2 separate regions of the Mus musculus genome follow, and region 2 is linked to region 1. The links are chromatin loops, found by intact Hi-C in ENCODE. Cell type or tissue: left cerebral cortex. All regions are shown on one strand. Links, peaks and the distances in the headings refer to the core of each region. The heading gives the core; the rest is flanking DNA. Region 1 has its middle 12 kb from the start of Lin7a. Region 2 has its middle 32 kb from the start of Ptprq.

What was found. Hi-C counts contacts between places; a loop is a spot of excess contacts. Peaks named below come from ENCODE experiments on the same cell type or tissue, not always from the same donor. Only the 100,000 strongest peaks of a DNase experiment are listed, where the experiment ranks them.
Region 2: a loop joins it to region 1, with 2.6 times the contacts of the local background. A loop is called at or near these places in 2 of 42 quality-filtered maps.

What each region holds. Positions count from the first base shown.
Region 1 is chr10:107,255,148-107,265,290 of GRCm38, forward strand. No RefSeq gene overlaps it. Among named protein-coding and RNA genes, the nearest start is that of Lin7a, 12 kb to the right of the region's middle. In left cerebral cortex, for the core only: a CTCF peak has its summit at 5,481 (motif pointing right); a DNase peak (open chromatin) is centred at 5,503.
Region 2 is chr10:107,747,232-107,757,374 of GRCm38, forward strand. No RefSeq gene overlaps it. Among named protein-coding and RNA genes, the nearest start is that of Ptprq, 32 kb to the left of the region's middle. In left cerebral cortex, for the core only: no CTCF peak of the experiment used is centred there; DNase peaks (open chromatin) are centred at 4,911 and 5,423; H3K27ac peaks cover 471 bases.

The DNA of each region.
Region 1 (10,143 bases), core at 1,015-9,014:
TATGATTTTTAATATTAGTTTTCTATTTGAGAAGATACAAATAGAGAGGAGACAAAGCTCTAGGTATCTCTGTGAAGGTTTTCTAGATTAGATCATCCAAGATAGAATTACACTAAATAGTAGCATCCCTTGGATTGGGGTCCTAAACTGAATGGAAAGGTTAAACCAAGCGAAACACTAGTATTTTGTCAGAGTAACAGGAAAAGCAATGTAGGTTCCTGCATTTGGTAAGAATGTGCCCCCAAATGATCTTTTGTATTTAAAGGGTACAGCAGTTTACAATTCATGGAAGATTTTATATTTCATTTTTTTTTTCTGCTGACAACTCCCTCGTCATGAGTGTGAATTATTTTCAGATGCAAGAATACAATGCCCATTCAGCTTTCTGTTGCTACACCAAAATATCTAAGTGAAAGAACCTTCAGAACAATGTGGACTGATGGCTTCGGAGATTCTCATTTTTAGGGCAGTAAGGAAGCAGAGACACCATGGTAGCAGGACATTATGGAGGAAGGGTATCGCCACTTTCTGACAGCTGGGAAACAGTCACAAAAGAAGAAATGAAGCTGAGCATTAAAGTGAAGCTGAGCATTAAGGTACGCCCCTCAAAGCATCGCATGAACTCCTCCATCAAAGTAGGTACCACCTTCTAGTTTCTACCTTCCCTGAATAAAGTCATGGAAGGTTGCAGTCAGTGGATTAACCCACTGGTGAGTTTACAGCACTTGTAGCTTCATCACATCCCCAAAGCCAATCAGACCACCACCAAGCCTTTCACGTGTGTCCCCCAAGGAAGTATCAGATACAGACAATGAGTTTCTCAAATATCAAGAATTTGGTTAGTTCATAATGTTCCACCTATAGGGTTGCAGATCCCTTTAGCTCCTTGGCTACTTTCTCTAGCTCCTCCATTGGGAGCCCTATGATCCATCCATTAGCTGACTGTGAGCATCCACTTCTGTGTTTGCTAGGCCCCGGCATAGTCTCACAAGAGACAGCTACATCTGGGTCCTTTCAATAAAATCTTGCTAGTGTATGCAGTGGTGTCAGCGTTTGGATGCTGATTATGGGGTGGATCCCTGGATATGGCAGTCTCTACATGGTCCATCCAAAAGGGGGAGTGGGTGGGCAGGGGAGTGGGGGTGGGTGGATATGGGGGACTTTTGGTATAGCATTGGAAATGTAAATGAGCTAAATACCTAATAAAAAATGGAAAAAAAAGAATTTGGAAGATCAACATTAATGCTGATTACAAATATATCAGCAAAATCAAACATGCTTATGAGCTATTTTGAAAAAAAAAGAGGCATAAAAGAAAGTACATAGACAGTAAGTAAAAGCAGAATGGTTGATCTTACGTAACTGGGGGCTTCCTGAATTAACAAATTTTTACAGTAATTTGAAACTTTGAACACAAGAAGACATTCAGCCTGGCATTTGGGGTCATGTTAGGGTGTAGTATCTTTGCCACATGACTGTGTCATGGCTAATATCTAAATCACAACATAAAGATGAACATGCCTGACGAATGGGAACGTGAGTACCTGAGGTCACAGTGCTTTTGTTACATGGAAGAGACATCCATAATCAAATGGAGGAGTGGGTGCCAAAGGGCCGAAAACTACTAAGAAAGAAAAATGACTTGTCGAGGATAATTAGCATTGCTCTCAGGCTGCCTCTGCCCTCTAACCAGAGCAGGCAATGATTGCATCTCACAGTACAGTCCTCCCTTCAAAAGACCTATTTTTTCAAGTAGACAACATGACAATATTTTCCATGGACCTATCTTTTCAACTCTATATGGAAAATGAATACATGGTATTTTCTTTATTTTTCAAGTCATCTGGAAAGGATTTTTTTCACAAGCTAAATCCTTTCAAAAAGAAATTTGCGGAGAAAGGGGAGGGAAATAATATCAAACATGAGGCACAAATAATAGGAACAGAAAAATAAAAGCAATAAAGGAGATGAGTAAAATTGAAAGGCAGGAATGTAAACGCTGCAATTTCATCTCTTATTGTTTTCTTCTGAATGATATTGAATGCAACAATTAACCTGGCACTCACCTCCACCCACATGTGCATCGACTCAGCATGAGTTCCTCACATCGCTAGTTATGAGCTGCACTTACAGAAAACTGTGAACTTGCTCATTTGCCATCTCTTCTTTTCCCTAAATATTTTATTACATCAGCCAATGTGAAAGTCCTGCTGACACTAGATGTAGATGGACTGTCTCACAGAGCTAATGTTTATATACCCTCAACATAAAAGTGAAACCTAAATTATATAATACATACATTAAATATATATACAAATATACATGCAATATATACAAATATAAACCTATATATTTAAAATATGCTGCACACACATACACACACACACACACACATATATATATGTTTATGATTAATATGTCCAATTGTCTGAATAAAAATATCAGACACTCTATACCAAATATTATTATGGGGAATATCCTTGGTGAACATGTGAAAAGCGTGGGGTGTGAAAGTTAAAGGATTCCCACTTGATGATATCATTTCTACAGGTTCAGTGAGGTGTAGGTTCTGTTTTCCCCTGGCTTCCCCTGTGATTATAAGATTGGTGTTAATGGTAATTGCTACAGAACTGATGAATCTTCATAGTCACACTCTTTTACTCTACTTCATTTTCATGCAAACATGTTAACTAAATGATCATATCATTATTTTGAAGTCCATCTTCATTCTCCAGTGAACGTGAGACTCATCTGGAGTGGGAGTGAAACAATCTCCTCACTGTTTCCCTTAATATCTCTATTCCTTCCTCTTGCTCCTCCTCCAGTGGCTGGGAAGAAATCCAGCCCTATTCTCTTCATTACTCAGTCATTGGCTAATCAGCTTCCTTACTGACCAATCAGAGAATAATCATGGAGCAATATTTACACAATACTGAGACAGAAGATTCTTTAGAATAAGGATTGCAACCAAATATGGGGTTACAAAAACCAGCATTTAAATAATACAAGGATAATATTTACATAGTGCACAATAGTATTATGCCAATTGGGATTGGTTTGAAACATATGAATATATTTTGTGTCCCAAAATATTTACCCAAAATATTTATTAAATATCAGTTCTATGCCAGGTAGTGACTAAATGGTGGGAAACAAAGCATTGTCCATCTACTCACATAATTTAAAATCTAGTATTGTAATAGCATGATGGAATTACACTGCATTGGTATTAACCAATACATGGTCTCTCCCTATTCTGAATTATCCAGGAAAAGTTGGGGAGCTAAAGTGGTTTCTGTGGGTTTCATTCTCCATTGTTAGTCAAATTTTGATATTTTTTTTTTACATTATATGGCTTAAATATTATTGAAGTTCATGGTATATTAATATTTTAAAATTAAAATGTAGTACTTTTCCTTTATGTGGTTTCTTAACTCAAATAATTCTATTATTTTCACATTTATAACTTTAATTCAGAACTCCCTAAGCTACAAATGAATATATCACAAACATCATAACCATTTCCATACCTCAAAGCTACATCAAATTCCATGCACTCAAAGGGGGAAAAACATCTTCCTGTAACCCTGGGAAGATGTAGAGGAATTTTAATCCATCAACATGGCTGCTCTGGCAAGGGATCACATACAAAGACCTTTTAGGTCTCTATGATCTGGCTGAAATACAGATATGTCCTGGATTACAGTATGATCTGGCTGGAATACAGACATGCCCTAACTACCTTTAATACTTAACAATGAAAGTAAGGTTAATTTGTAGAAGAAAACAATCATGTTTGCAAGTGGCATCTAATTACAGGGAGACAAAGTGAAGAATCAGAGAAAGATTTGACAGAATGAGTCAGAGATAGGATATGCCCAACTCTCATGAGAATGCACAAAAAAGGAGAGACTACTTCAGAGAAGAGAGAGCAAGAGAAAGAGCAAGAGAGCGACAAAGCGAGAGAATGGGAGAAGAAGGGAGGGTCTGCATGTGTGACAGTTTTACTGGGACAATATTACAGAGAGAGATAGCAGAAAGAACAAGCAAGACACAAGTGAAGACAGAACAAGCTAAAGAATACAAAGAAACCAGAAGATTAGAATATATTGTCAAAGTTAGGATGAAGCCAGGCAGAGCAATTCAGTCAGAAGCTGAGAAAAACCTGATTGAATCAGTCAACTTGGAAGATTAGATTGTATGGATGGAGGCTATAAGCTTCCAAACCATAATCTAGGAATAGTTAGAACAGAGAAAGAAATGACCTGGGCTCAGCCCAAGCTGTTTGTTTGCACAGCTTAGGTATGGCTCTCATCTTATCTCTTCATCTGTGGAAATAAAATTGACATTTACAATAAGTTTTTCTTGTATCTTGTCTCTTTTTCTTCTTTCTTGTCTTCAAGCCCTTACCAAGACTTGTCAGCAATGACCGCCAAATATGTCTGGTATATGCATTCACTTTACTTAAATTTTATTTCCATTGTCTTGGTTCAAGACACCAAAATTCTCTCACCTGAATTCTTGGATAGCTTTTTAAATGGTTCTCTTCAAATTTATACCTATTCCCTGAGGCCCAGTCACTCTACACATTTTGTTCAAATGATTCTTTTAAAATATGTTTATTTTTTTTAACTACCCTAGGTAGCTTCATTATTGTCTCCTGTTTCTCTTGGGATAATATCTTAAATTCCTAATGTGTTTTTCTGAAATGGCTCAATCCTGAGGTCAATTAACCCACTCATTCCACAAATTACCCTAGTGTAAATTACACTATATACATTAGGAAATTTTACAGCATTTGCAACTGTTTTAACTGAGGAGTAATTCCACAAATACAAGGAATCTCGCTGGAACACTGACAGTCTGTCTGTAGTATTGTTGAATGAAGTATCGTCTTCATTGCTTGATGAAGCATAGAATTATACAATGAGTAAAATTTTCCCTCCCCCCTACCCTGAGACTTTTGTAACTTCTAGTGGTAAAATGTTTTCCCATGCATTCATAGGACACCAATGAGGATGTTGAAGGGAAACGATGCAGAAAGGGAACAGAAGCAGGAGTCCATTGTGGTGAACACAAGGTAAATTATTGAATATGCAGAGCCACCCATCCTGCTCCATGGAAGCCTTCACTTGTTTCCAGAGAGAAAGAGAAAGCAAACAGTGTAGCTACTGTCACCATTAATTAGCTGAACTGAAACACATTATGCCTTAAACGTATATTCTATATCTATCATTTTGTATTTTCTCTTTAGTACATAGTTAGGTGTACGTCTGTTTGCTAACTGCATATTTATAGACTCCTCAACTGACTGTACTATAAAAATACAAGGAATGATTGTGCACATCTATACATATAAACATAGCCATGTTGTATAAATCAATAGACTTTAAAATTCTGTGAGCCCTTTGATATAAACAGGATTCATCACCTCACATAACTACAGATATGACACTGGTTATAGTTGCAATAACAATGAGGCCAGTAGAGAGCAGTGCATGCACTAACTTTTAAAATAGACTTTGAATTACAATTAGCGAAACCATATTCCTTATTGTTTTAAATTTTATATTTTAGCCATTTAATGAGATTGGCTTCTTTTTCCTTGAAAACTAAGGCACTTCAGCATCTCCCTGCAGTTTTCCATGTCCTTCGTGTATTCCTGTTACTTATTTTGGTGTAAATAAAATAATGAACAAACCAGCATCTAGGTAGATGCTGGAGAGTTGGCCCTGTGGGTGAGAAGGCTTTGCTATACAATCATGAGGGCCTGGGTTCAGACGCCAGTGTCCACAGGACAATTTAGATAAGGTCAAGTGCATGTCCATAATAGTGCTCTGTGGGCAAAGACATGACTGCTCGGTGTGGAAGCATTCTAGCTCCAGGGTTTGTAAGGGACATTTTACCTTGATATGATAAAAGGGAAGGGAATACAGTAGGACATAAGATGTCCTACTATGGTCTTCTCCGGCCGATGTGCACTTATGTATGTACAAACGTCAACACAACATACAAGCACATAATACGCACAAGTGTCTATCCACTCATTATTGCACAACATAAAAACTAAAGTGGATGAGAACATATTTTTAAAACAGCTATGATATTTTGGATATAAAATATTCAATTATGAAAACACTATGTGTGACTAAGCATATGTTCATTCGATAAAATACACACACACACACACACATACACACACACACACTACACACACAATATTTATATGCCTTAAAGTATGTTCACATAATAAATGTACGTATTTTTTCTGTAATGCTGAAAAATTTAAGTGGAGTTTTAAGCTTTTAGAATTTATCTTTCTTGAGACACTCACACTATTGGCTTCTTAGCAGAAAACTAACATAATAACTTTGACTTACTATACCGTTGGAAAGTGTATGGTACACATTTTAAGGGAAAAAATGGTGATCATTATGTGGCATCCATGTTTTACTTAATCACTTTAGATATAAAGAGTCAAAATCTCTGTGATATTTATATCAACATGAGGAATCAACTGGCATACAACAGGTGTATAGGAAGGCAACAATAAGCTGGTCTCAGGTATTGTTGTTGTTGCTGCTGTTGTTGTTATTGTTATAATCCTGAATTATACAATTAGAAAGAGGCACGTTCACACCAAGGAACTAACGTGTAGAAGGCCAGGGAGAAGTAGAAATCATAAACAGAAGGATTCTCTGAGTGTGAAGGAGGAAAGATGCATGCACCCACAACTTCCAGAGTTCAGAGGATGGAGGTGTCTCATTCTATCATTTTCTGCCTCATTCCCTTGAAGCAAGGTCTCACACAGAGCCTTAGGTGAGCTGTTTGTTGTTGCTGTTGTTGTTGTTGTTGACCTGGTAGCTAACAACCCCCCAGCGACACTGTCTTATATGCCCTCTTCAGTGCTGGGTTAGAGGTACTTGCCCACACTCCACTTCTTTCATGGGTTATGGGATACAAACACAGAGCCTCATGTTTTGAAGCAAGCAATTTTAACCATCAAGCTATCTCCATCTCCTCCATGCAATATAAATTTTAAAAAGTCATTTGTGTGAGGAGTGTGTACTATTTGAGAATAAAATTCTAGTTATACTCTGAAAACATATTCAACATATTGAATTATTTTGAAAGTAGGCAAGGCAAGAAAGATTATATAACTCTGTTCTCATAAGTGTAACAATTAAATACAATATATGTATCAGAATCTCATTTTAGTTTTTTAATAGGTTCATCTATGCCTGTCTGTCTGTCTGTCTGTCTGTCTGTCTGTCTCTGTCTGTCTCTGTCTCTCTCTCTGTCTCTCTCTCTCTCTCTCTCTCTCTCTCTCACACACACACACACACACACATTCAAGCCAGTGTACGTATATACTGAAAAGGCTTTGTACTTGTTTATCCTGGTGAATGGGCTTTTGGAATAATCCTTGGATTGTTTACCATATGCACTGACTCATTCTTAAATATTCAAAGCAAAATCCTTATTAAAAATAAAATTGACTATACAGGCATATGGTGGCACATGCCTTTAATCCCAGCACTTGAGAGGCAGAGGCAGGCAGATCTCTGAGTTCAAGGTCAGCCTGCTCTACAGAGTGAGTTCCAGGATAGTCAGTGCTACAGAGAAACCATGTCTGGAGGAGAGAGAGACAGAGAGTGAGAGAGAGAGAGAGGGGGGGGAGGGAGGGAGGGAGAGAGAGAGAGAGAGAGAGAGAGAGAGAGAGAGAGAGAGAGAGAGAGAGAAATAGGATAAATAAAAGCTAACCAAAATGTACCTACCTTATCTTACCTAAGTAAGGGTTTGAGAGTTTCCTATTCTCTCCACTGTAGAGGACAGCTGCAGCTTGAAAGCCTAGATAAAAATATTTATTATGCTTGACATGGCATAGTAGAGCCATACTACATCCCACATAATGGGTACCATGAGACACTGATGCAGAGTTAAAACTTTCATTTTTCCGTTTCTTTTCATTCTTAGTAGAATTTCCAAGAAGCTGTCATAAAGCCTTAAGTGGGTCTAACACAGGAGTGGATGATTTGAACAAGAAATAAAAATTCTTTAAAATCTTTGAGGAAGGAAAGTTTGTGGAGACACTGCAGTACAGCAAGCAGATCTGCCTGAGATCTGCACAGACTCAGATATATGTGAAAGGCAGGATAGTCAAAATCCAGAAAAGTCCACCCGAATGGCAAGAGTTCTACCAGTACCCAAAAAGTCAGAAAGGTGAGGAGCTGGTGGGGTGGGTTTTCCACTTTAGAGGAGCATAATTTGCCCTAGTTAATTTTAGAAATTCCTGTTTTGGACCAGAAGGAACACATTGGAATTGTACCATTTTTCCCATTCTAAATTAGAGAATTAAGACAAAAACCAAAACCAAACAAAAAAACCAATGGTAGAATTCTTCTGAATGTGCTGACCATGTCAATGGCAAGTTTAGCCCTTAAACTTGCTAATTACTGACATCTATGTTAGTCGGTGTGCCTGGTGTAAATTCTGTTACCAGCCCCAATTACTGGACTGTGAGAGAATGTGAGAAGAATTCAGAAATGGCCTTTATGTCTCTTTCTTCCTAATATCCTTAATTAATCCTACAGTGCCAAATTTAGAGGAAAATTATATTGCTGGCTGGAATAAGGTAAGCTGGATTTAAAGAAATGAAAACTACAAGTTGTCAAGAGAAAGCTATTTGAATCTTCTTTTAAAGGAGGCTAAAATCTGGGCCCAGGAGACAGTTCATCGGGTGACGTGTTTGTGACCAAGACTGATGGCCTGAGTTCAATCCCCAGCACCCACGTGGAAGGGGAGAACTGGCTCTGACCTCCAGCCTTGCACTCTGGTGCTTCTGCATAGTCCTCCCTCACACATAAACACCCCGCAAATAAACACAATGAAAATTGCCTGAAGATGAGACCCAAAGCAAGGTCTCTCGGGTGATAAGGATGGTGGGTGCTCACCATCGGTAAATTGTCAGCCTAACAGAAAATTCACTGACATCATTGTCACTGCCTGCCTTAAGTTTCTATGAAATCCTTTAGATCTTGCCGGCTTAACTAGATGGCCCTAATCAAAGTCTGAAAGTGTATCTCTTAAGACTAGAGGGGGTGAAATCACTTTATTATCTACATGCAGGAAAGAAAATATCCTAGTTTCCGCTGAAGGAAAATGAACGACTTCCAAAACAGTTCACAATACAGATTAAAACATACAAATGTATGGTATCATTTCTTCTTGGGGATACATTAATAACTAATTCCATGCTTCTGAACCCATTCTAATTATTTCATAAACCCCTCAACAAGTAACATGGAGACTTATTTCTAACTTTATCCCAAGTCCATTATTGTCCTGGTCAGTAAAGAATACAAGGATCCTGTTTAAAAAGAGCTTTGCCTTGCTTTGCTTTGCTTTGCCTTGCCTTGCCTTCTTTCCTTTTCTTTCCTTTCCTTTCCTTTCCTTCCCTTCCCTTCCCTTTCCTTTCCTTTCCTTTCCTTTCCTTTCCTTTCCTTTCCTTTCCTTTCCTTTTTTTCCTTTTTCCTTTTTCCTTTTTCCTTTTTCCTTTTTCCTTTTTCCTTTTTTTTCTTTTCCTTTTTTTTTTTTTCATTTGGAAGGCAATTTCTTTTTCTTTTTTATTAGATATTTTCTTTATTTACATTTAAAATGTATCTCCTTTACCATTTTCTACCTGGAATTCCCCTATCCCATCACCCCTCCTGCTGTTTCTATGAGGGTGTTCCCCCACCCACCTACATACTCCCGTTTCCCCCACCCTCACATTTCCCTACAGTAGGTCATAGAACCTTCACAGGACCCAGGGCCTCTCCTCCCATTGATGACCAACTACGCCATCCTCTGCTATATTTGCAGCTGGAGCCATGGGTTGCTCCATGTGTACTCTTTGGTTGGTGGTTTAGTCCTTGAGAGCTCTGTGGCACCTGGTTGTTTGATATTGTTTTTCTTCCTATGGAGTTGCAAACCCCTTCAGTTCCTTCCATCCTTTCTCTAACTCCTCCACTGGGGACCCTGTGCTCTGTCTAGTGGTTGGCTACTAGAATATGCCTCTGTATTTGTCTGGCAGAGCCTCTCAGGAGACAGCTATGTCAGGCTCCTGCTAGCAAGCACTTCTTGGCATCCACAGTAGTGTCT
Region 2 (10,143 bases), core at 1,188-9,187, 490 kb after region 1:
CACCTGCCACCTGAAGAGAAAGCACCTTCCAAAAACATGTAACCAGCCTTTTGGCAATTGAAGGGTGTTTTATCAAAATCCTAAAAAGATAAAATATACACTATCTAGTACCCAGCTAGGCAAATATTTTCCTTTGTGAAACTTGGCTTTTGTTTTTGATAAACATTAACCAGACTTGCTGTTATTTACAAAGAACATCAAATATTCCCAGTGAATATAGGATGTGCACTATGATATGCACAGAAAGGGTTTTGATCCCTCCTAGCTCAGCTTTAGAGTGGATATATGTTATATGGTGAAATTCTGTTATTAATAAGGTTATCTACATAGAGTGTATTGAGTATGGATGCACACTACTGTTAGGATTCGTGCTTTTCCTGAAAAATGTATGTTTTACATTCTATGAATACAGTGTTATATTAAAGTGTATAAAGATAAAGATTAATTACATGATAGATTCACAATTGTGATCTACACAAGATTCAAAACAACCCCGGGTAATGTACTGAAGTGAATTTTCCGAAACGCCTATGATGAGACTGCCCCCTAGAGGTCAACTCACCACATTGAGTGAGAAATTAAACAACTGATTTAAAATGTGCCAACTTATTCTTCAGATCTAATGTTACTCCAAGGACCTGAATGAAGTCATGTTTATATCGTCATCCACCTATCCTCTTCCACACATGCTCACCTGTGACAACCACAACAGGTTTCTCTGAAGAACTTAGTTTCTCTGTTACACGGGGGTGATCCTCTGACGGAAAACAGGGTGTTAGAAAAGGTGATGATCATGAAGAGTAGAGCTGACTGGCTTTGGTGCTAGGGGTTGGGTTTTTCAGCAAACCACTGACCAGATGAGAGTTTGTGAGACACTCCACACTTTTAGAAAACTGAAGAAAATGCCACACACGAGCCTCACTTCACTGATGCTAAACAAAACCTTCAGCTCTTTCAATGTCTTTTCATAAAACTAGCATCAGAACTTTAGGTGTATGGAGTAGAAAGAGTGAGAGAGAACAAATGTCCACGTTGGGTTATATTTCTATATTTGTAGGAAAGGAGACAATTGCAGAAAGTGGAATAAGGTTGAGGGGAGGAACATTACGCACTCAGCTCGACAACGCTGACGCATCTGTGGGAAAGACCAACCATTTATTAGGAATATAATGAGCACTTCTGAAGCTCACAGGAGAAAACTGCGTTAGTAATGATTTGAGTTGGATAAGGCTGTAAGTCGTGAAAATGATCTCATGCATATCAATCCTGGACTGATCAAGGGAAGACCACAATTAAAACACTATCGGCCCAAGAATCCGATGCCTACCGAAGTGGTTGACAAAAATAGTCTACAGAAATATAAGCTATGTCTAGTATGTATATGTAATAATAAAGAAACATTTGTTGAACTAATAAAGTCAGGGCTAACAGACACATGAATGAACATAGACAAAAGTTTCATTTAACACAATAGCTCTTTACTGACATACACATCGTTAAGAGCAGTCCATGTTGATTCTTTGACCTAAGATATGAAGATACAAATATTCTTTCCTCTTCGTTTTTAAAATAATATCTTCAAGGTTTGAAAAACTTGAGACTGTTACAGTGTGACTGGGGTATCTTTCCAGACATACTGACACTGGTAATTTTACAATGGTTACTTTTCCTTGTGAAGATGAACCTACCTAATTGTGTCATGTCAGAGATCAATACATCAATATAATGTCACATAACTCTCCTTACTAAGCTATGTAATTTTAACAATGCAACCCCTAACTTTCTGTTTATTTTACTCTTAACATCTCCCAAACCAATAAAAATGTTAATGCTTTTATTAATCAAGTAGGGAATGAATTGTAACCAATTAGAACTGTTGTAAAGTAGCTTCTGGAATTACGTGTGCAGAATTAGTGTGCAATTATAACTCCATTAGAGCAAGACCCAGATGTTTTCCTGTCTAAAGGAGACCCAACTTTAGAATTATTTTTCTTACATTTTTAAATACAAGACAATCATGTAAATAATTATATTCTAGTTCTTCTGGTTTCAAAAAAATGTTCTCCTTCTAGAAAAAAAGGTAGGAATAACTGCTTAATTTTAATTTTAATTTTTATTTCTGTGTGATGTGTAGTAAAAAAGAGTAGAGACAGCATCCAGTTTGGAGGAGATGTGTGCATTAGTTCATGTTGGTACTTACTTCAGTGTTGCCTCAACCCTACATCTCAGGAGTTCTTGAAAACATTCTTGTTTATTGTTTATGGTAAGGAGATGGATGAGAGGGAAAAGATATTTTTCATTACTAAAAATAACTCACAAGATACCATAAAAATATACCAGTTAGTTATTCTTTATTCTTTTTGAAAGTAGAGGGATATAGCTGGTTACTTACTGGTTTTGTTTAATTTGCTTTTGATTGATGCATAAAGACACAAGGGTTATACCTATCTATGAGATATTCTTCATATCATTACATGTGTCTGTTGCATAAGGTTAAACATGCCTGCCTCAAACATTTGTTACTTCTCATGGGTGAAAAACTTTAAAGTCCTGTGTTGAGTCTTTTTGAGAATGCAGTGTAGAAACACTGTCTGTGGACACTTTCCTATATGGAAGACACGACTTGATTGCAACTTGGTACCCATCAGTAAATCTCTCCCCATCTCTCCCTCTTCTCTGCTCACCTTCTGCAAAGCAATCTTTGACTTCCAATACCTATGAAAGCAACCACAGATGAGTCACATAATGTGACATTTGGGTGCAAAATGGCTGACTTTGAGTCATTTTCAGTCTTCAGTTTATTTCAATAAACTAGAGAATTCGACATGACATAGTGTCTTAAATTACAAAAAAAAAAAAAAAAAAAAGATAAAAAGATTTCAGTTTCAAGAGACTGACACTCAGTCAGCCCTCTAGATCCCTAGGTTCCATATTTGTGGGCCCAATAAGTCTCAGATCAAAAGTATTTGGGAAAAGTTGTTTTGTTCCTTAAGCAATGCAGTACTGTGTAACATTTATACTGTATTAGATATTCTAAATATCTAGACCTAATTTAAAGTATATAACAGTATACATACAGGGTATATGCAAATTCCACGTTATTTTTTATATTAGTAACTTGAGCATCAAAGACTTGAGAAGCAAGTCTCACAGCATTGTTGGGTTGAGTCTCCACAGACACAAACCCCTATTTATCACAGTCCAACAACCAACCTTGAAATGCTTCATCTGCTATGCCCTTTACCAAATTATGATCTCTTCCCTGCTTACAAATCCCATACTAGTAAGGAGTGGAGACATGTGCCATTTACATGCTCACATAGGTGTGATACCTAACACAGGAAACCATTCTTATGAATTCACCCTGATATTACTATTCCCCTTTAGTGCATCCCCTGTTTTCCCAAATGATAGACTCAAGTCAATTGCATCTTGACTGTTAGTTAATTACTGTCACAGAGACACACTACAAAATGTCTCATCCTTGATAACAGAGTGTCACCAGAGCAGTATGATAATTGATTCACTACCTGGAAAGTCAAGTATGCTTAGTTTAATCAAACACGCATATATTTAGCTTTGAAACTAAAGTATTTGACATCTTTAACCTGTGTGTGCGTGCATGAGAGAGAGAGAGTGTGTCAGAGAGAGAGAGAGAGAGAGAGAGAGAGAGAGAGAGTGTGTTAGTTCAATATTCTGTCTTTTCCATTTAGATAGATTGCTCATCCAGGAGAATGTGGAGACATTAATAAGTACCCGATACATAATGCTCTCTATCTAATAAAATTGGAAGCTTCAGTACTTTCCAACAAATAGGAAAATAATTTGCTTCTAGAAATCATTTTAATTGAATATGAAGAAAGTGTTAGAAATAAAATGAATTACCAGGCAAGTACACAAAATTACATCTCATTGTGCAAAACTATTTAACCTCACTAGATGAACGATGAGAACACCTACACACTGCTCCTGCATTGGAGGTGATCCCTCACATTTTAAAGTGACACCATCATTATGAAAAATATTTCAAATGCTGTTGATAAAATTGAAATTTAGGTAGAAAAAACATGTAAGGATAATTTCAACTCAATTTACTCTAAAAATATTTTCATCCAAGAGCTTGTGTGGCAAGCGATCTTTCATGTTAGATGCTCTTTTTAAAAAAATGTCCACCTGAACTATCAGCTGTAAAATAAGACCCTGTGTCAAAGTCAAAAGAAAGAAAGAAAGAAAGGAAGAAAGAAAGAAAGAAAGAAAGAAAGAAAGAGGGAAAGGGAAGAAAGAAGAAGAAGAAGAAGAAGAAGAAGAAGAAGAAGAAGAAGAAGAAGAAGAAGAAGAAGAAGAAGAAGAAGAAGAAGAAGAAGAAGAAAAGAAGAAGAAGAAGAAGAAGAAGAAGAAGAAGAAGAAGAAGAAGAAGAAGAAGAAGAAGAAGAAGAAGAAGAAGAAAGAGGGGGAGGGAGGGAGGGAGGGAGGGAGGGAGGGAGGGAGGGAGAGAGAGAGAGAGAGAGAGAGAGAGAGAGAGAGAGAGAGAGAGAGAGGCTGAGCTTCACATTCTTATTTCTCAAATTGCAAATGCCCTTTGGTTAAAAACAGGTCCACAGAATCCATTCAAATCAGCACCCTAAAGCAAGTTTCTTCCTACAAAATCCTCTTTGGTTACTATGAAGCAGGTGTTTGCCTTAGAGAAAACACACAGCCAGTTAAAAAGAAACAGCTAACCATCAAATCCTCAAGCCCTTCCACAAAACCGCAAAGCTTTCACACGTCTCACTTAACTGGCCAACTGATGTAAGAGTTTTGTTCTCTGCTTATCCGTCCCCAAGTCTCTGTGTAAATTAGAATGTTCACTACATATGCTACAAGTTGTGGAACGCTGGAGTGCAAACAGCTTGCTGTCCCTTACGGTGCACACTCTGATTATCTGTAAGTCACAGTGTTTACCCCTCTAGTGGATAGAGACAGACTGGTTCTTTTCAAGTACAGTTTTTCTAAATGTCCTGAGTGGAAGGCAAACGGTGAGATGACTAGGAATTTCCATGTATTGATGCCAAGGTGGACAGGAACCCTTCAAGCAGGAAGGAAAGGGCTGAAGGATTAGCTAGTCAAAGCACAAGGCTTGCACACCTGAAATGCTTGCAGCCTTGAGACCCCTCGTCTACCCTGACCCTGACCCTGTGCAGAGGAAGTTCCAGGTCTGCACCATGCACAAAGCACAATCCAGGTCCCACCTACCCGCCACCCCACCCCCCCCCCCAACCCTCCTGCCCCTTCCTCCTGCTCTCAGAGCTCTGGCTCTTCCCTAGTTATTATGCTTTCCCCGCCCACAACGCTGTCTCCCGTTTGAGTGAAAAGTCTCCATGGAGACAAGAAACTGCTGGGGGAGGAGTGGGAGGCAAGTCCCCAAACATCCCAGTGGAATTGTGTTCAGTACTCACAAGGGGAGGGAAGCGGAGGCGATGAAGGACATTACAAGTGAGAGCCTGTCATCTTATAGAAGTTGAAAAAAGAAACAGATCGCGTAGCCTAGCTTACAGTTAATTTTATACAGGTGGCTTTGTAGGTGTAAGCAAGGGAGCAGTAAAATCACCGAATCAGACAGCCCCATGAGTGGAAAGAAAGTTATTTGGGGCAATTCAAAACTGCCATGCTACCTCCCCGGCAAGAATGGTGGGAGAATCTTGGCAGTTGTTAGGGGCTATGTTGCCACGAGAGGAAGGAGAGGAAGAGGGCGTAGTGTGGGCCTTTGATTGGTTGCAAGTTTGTTTGAGTTAGTAGAGAACTAGACGCCCTTTGCAGAGATAGTGGGCATAGGGCAGATATAAAGGCAATTGCTTTCCCTGGCAAACAGAAACCCATTTTACAAGGTTTCTTAGGAATGCCAAGTTAAGTTTATCGGGTCAGAGTCCATCCACCCTGAGCTGGTCCCAACCTGTCATCTGCAATAATGTCAGCTCTGTTGCCATTTGGGGTTTGGGACCTAACAGTATGGAGCCATTGTCTTTTTTTAGCATGGTTGAGAAGTGGCATGCACACGTGTTTTCCCCTACAGCATTTTGGCAAGATTTTAACAACTACTTTTTTCTTCTTCTTCTTCTTCTTCTTCTTCTTCTTCTTCTTCTTCTTCTTCTTCTTCTTCTTCTTCTTCTTCTTCTTCTTCTTCTTCTTTTCTTCTTCTTCTTCTTCTTCTTCTTCTTCTTCTTCTTCTTCTTCTTCTTCTTCTTCTTCTTCTTTTCTTCTTCTTCTTCCTTCTTCCTTCTTCCTTCCTTCTTCCTTCTTCCTTCCTTCTTCCTTCTCCTCCTCCTCCTCCTCCTCCTCCTGTTACCTGCCTTGATTTCAATTTCCCCAATTTTCATCGCAATCACTGCTCAACTTCAATCTTCTATAGTGGAGCCCTGACACGTCACTCACTAAGGGTAACAGACCACCAACTTCTGAACTTCTGCTTTCTAGAACATTGTTCTGCGGTAGGGTAAATGCTGACCTTTTTATTTGTTTATGTCTGTACCTAGACTGGGAGCCCTGAGACAGCAAAAATGATCTGAAATCAGGCAGCTTTACAAAAGAGCCATACTCAGGTTGCTTCATTCCTGGCTGGACAGAGGGTGCTCTGCACCCTTTTCAGTCTTCAAAAAAGCAAATGGTGTTAAAGTCCCATGCTATGAGAACACTTCATTGCTATCAAATTGGTATTTTGGTTCTGATGGCTATAAGCAAATTTGGACGCCGTCAAGTGATCTAAGTAACGTTTCCTATTTATTCTTTAGAATTTCACACATGTACACCGTGTTTTGATCACCTGCACACTCCTGTTCTCCATTCTTTTTTGTATCCATTTGTTCAGCAAATTGTAACATTTTCAATAAGTGATCATTATCATGCTGAAACGAGTCAGTGGCTTTGCTAATCAACAGGCAAAAGTCTTCAATATTCCCTTGCACTTTAGAGAAGCAATAACCATCAAACATAGCAGTCAAAGTGCATAGCCCTTGACAGTGACAGTTGTCTTAGGATATTAACATGTGTGTGAATCTATTCCAGTCATTGACACTTACTCAATATTTACACAGTTATTGAATCTGCATATCATAACCACAAATCATTTCGAAGTATTTTTTGATGATACCTAGGCTTCAAAGCTTTACTGCTATTCTCTGTGTAATGTGAATATCTTAAGGCTTTGCATGATAATTTTCCACAAAGACTCAAAAGCCTTTTAACTTCTATTAAGAGCTTCTTTTCTCCTGCTGGGAACTACAGCCCCAAGATACTGAAACAGTCTTTTCTCCTTTTCAGTGTAAACAAATTGAATAAATCAGTAATTAATTTGAATTCATCTATTAAAATAAACATGTTTACCAGACTGTTTTAATTTAAAAAAAAAAAAAGAGCCTTAAAGATTAAAAATGAGACAGGTATTAAGTTAATGTTTCCCAGGCTGTATCTCTATAGGACGCTATGGAATTACCATGTGAGAAAATAAAGAAAATTAGACAAAAGAAAATTAAAGTGAACCCATAACCAGGTTGAGTTCACTGGCAAACTTGGATCTCTTATGCCACTATAAACAGATATCTTTTGTTTATCATGTGAATTAGCTTATCTGCTCCTGCCTAATAGGAGCACAGGGAGGTGATGAAGGATGAAGGAAACAAACTCTTAAACAGTGTTTGTTGAGAAAAGCTTTGATTTAAACGTAGTACGTGGAAGGCAAATGGTGAGATGACCAGGAGCATCCATGAGTTGGTGCCAACTGAGTCTTTAATTCCACTTCACCCTTAAGGACTTTAAGAGGGAAACCAATAGAAATGTATCTCTCAAGACGTGGGTTAAATATATTAGGATATTCATTTCTAACAGAATGCTGTGGTGGTTTGAATGGGAAATGTCCCCATAGTCTCATGTATCTAAATAATGGCCCTCGGTGGATGGTGCTGCTTGGGGAACCTCAGGTGGTACAACCTTGTTGAATGTCCTGTGTCACTGGGGGCAGATTTCATGGGTTTCTCACCACACCCCACTTCCAGTCTCTTCTCTGTCTGTCCTGTGTTTGTGGTTGAGGAAGTGATCGCTCAGGTTCCTGCTCCTGCCTCCATCCCTACCACTTGCTGCCGAGAGCTTTCTATCCATAATGGACTCTACTGCCCTGAAACCAGATGCCAAAGTAAAGCAATTCTTCCAGGAGTCAAAATAAAGGACTTCTTCCATAAGTCACTTTGGGTCATGGTGTTATAGCAACATAAAAGCAGCCAATACAAATACCATATGGCAAGTATATTTCAGCTCTTGTGAAAATACATGAGCAGGACCACAATGGAGGAGTTAGGGGAAGGACTGAAGGAGCTGAAGGGGTTTGCAATCCCATAGGAAGAATGACAATATCAACCAACTAGACCCTCCCCCCTCCAAAGCTTCCAGTGACTTACACCAACCAAAGGGTACACATGTAGGGACCCGTGGCTCCAGCTGCATATGTAGCAGAGGATTACCTTATCTGGCATCAATGGGAGAGGAGCCTCATGGTCCTGTGGAAGCTTGATGACCCAGGGTAGGAGAATGCTAGGGCAGGGCGCTAAGGCAGGAGTGGGTGGGTGGGTGGGGGAGCACCCTCATAGAACTAGGGGGAGGAGAGAGGAGATGGGAGTTTGTGGGAACTGGGAAGTAAGGGGATAACATTTGAAATGTAAATAAATAAAATAACCAATTTTTCAAAAAGAACGAAAAAATTTAATGGGAGAAAAAAGAAAAATACCAGAAGTTGTTTGAGATAAGGTTCCTGTCTGTAACTCAATCTGGTCTAAAATTCACAATCCTACCTCAACCTCTCATGGACCACCATGGCTGAAAATTTTAAGGGTGAGTGTGTGTGTGTGTGTGTGTGTGTGTGTGTGTGTGTGTGTGTGTGTGGTGTGTGTGTGTGTGTGTGTGTGTGTGTTGTGGTTGTTGTTTGGATCAAACTCTTGGCCCTTGCATGCTAACCAATCATCCTGTCACTGAGGTTTACACACAGACCATGGTTTCTTAAGATTGGCTTCTCACCAGATAGTTCAGGCTGACCGTGAGCCTATTATGTAGCCCTGGTCATGATCCTCCTGTCCTTGGCTTCCCCACTGTGCACCACTACAGACCCAAAAATAGGTTTCTAAGAATTTCAACAACATTTTTTTTAAAAACAAAACCTTTGTCAAGATGAGATAAGACAGGGAGAAAGGAAGGAAAAACATAAACAAAAGACAAAAATGTGTAATTTATGGGAAGAGTACATGAGGATTTGATTTTTGTTCTTCTTCCCAAAATGGCACAGGAAATAGTTTAAAAAATCTTTTTTGATTTAATTTTCTAAAAAAATTGTATCTTACCATAATTCTTTGAACATCAGGAAATAATGTATAAGATATATGTGTATACACTGAATGGAAGAGACTGGAAGGAACTGGTTTGATAGAAGTAAGGTGAAGCAGGTGAGATATAAACTAAGCAAGAGTCATTGCTGGGTACCGAGACACACCCACCATTGGAAGCCTTGCTCCTTAGAAGTGCGCATGGGCAGAAGCAGAGAGTTTTCCTGCTGCTTCTTCACCTGTCAGGCACAGCTCACCTTACAGGAAGTGAAATCTCCTTCTTTGTCAGATTCTTTACCAATGCTCTGGGCCACACATGATGGGCTGTGCTGCTATGGAGGTGAACAAAAATATCAAAAAGTAAGGACTCCAGAGCTGCTGGTAGGTCCAGAGGAGAAAAGGAGACCATCTTCTTGCAATAAACAAGCAAAGGCCACAAAAAGTCTTGGTGCTTTCAAACAGGTGAGAAACCAAAGCCTGGGCCTAGGTACACCATGCTGAGGAACTCCAGTTCCTCGCATTCTCTGGATTTCTGTGACCTCCCCATTACTATTCCAGCTTTAGCCCCTCGCCATTCTTTCTCAGCCTCCTTCCTCAGCTGTTTTTATATGACATTTAAGTGACAGAGGTCTTTCTACTTAATTGGGGGGTCTTGTTTTCTTTTCTGTATATGCTTTCCCTTACTAACTTTTTAAAAAACATTTATTTATCTATTCCCTTTATGTCCCAATCTCAGCCCCCTTCTGCTCCTAAACCTCCTCACATAGAACCTCCCCACACCCCACCCTTCTCCTCTAAAGGGGGA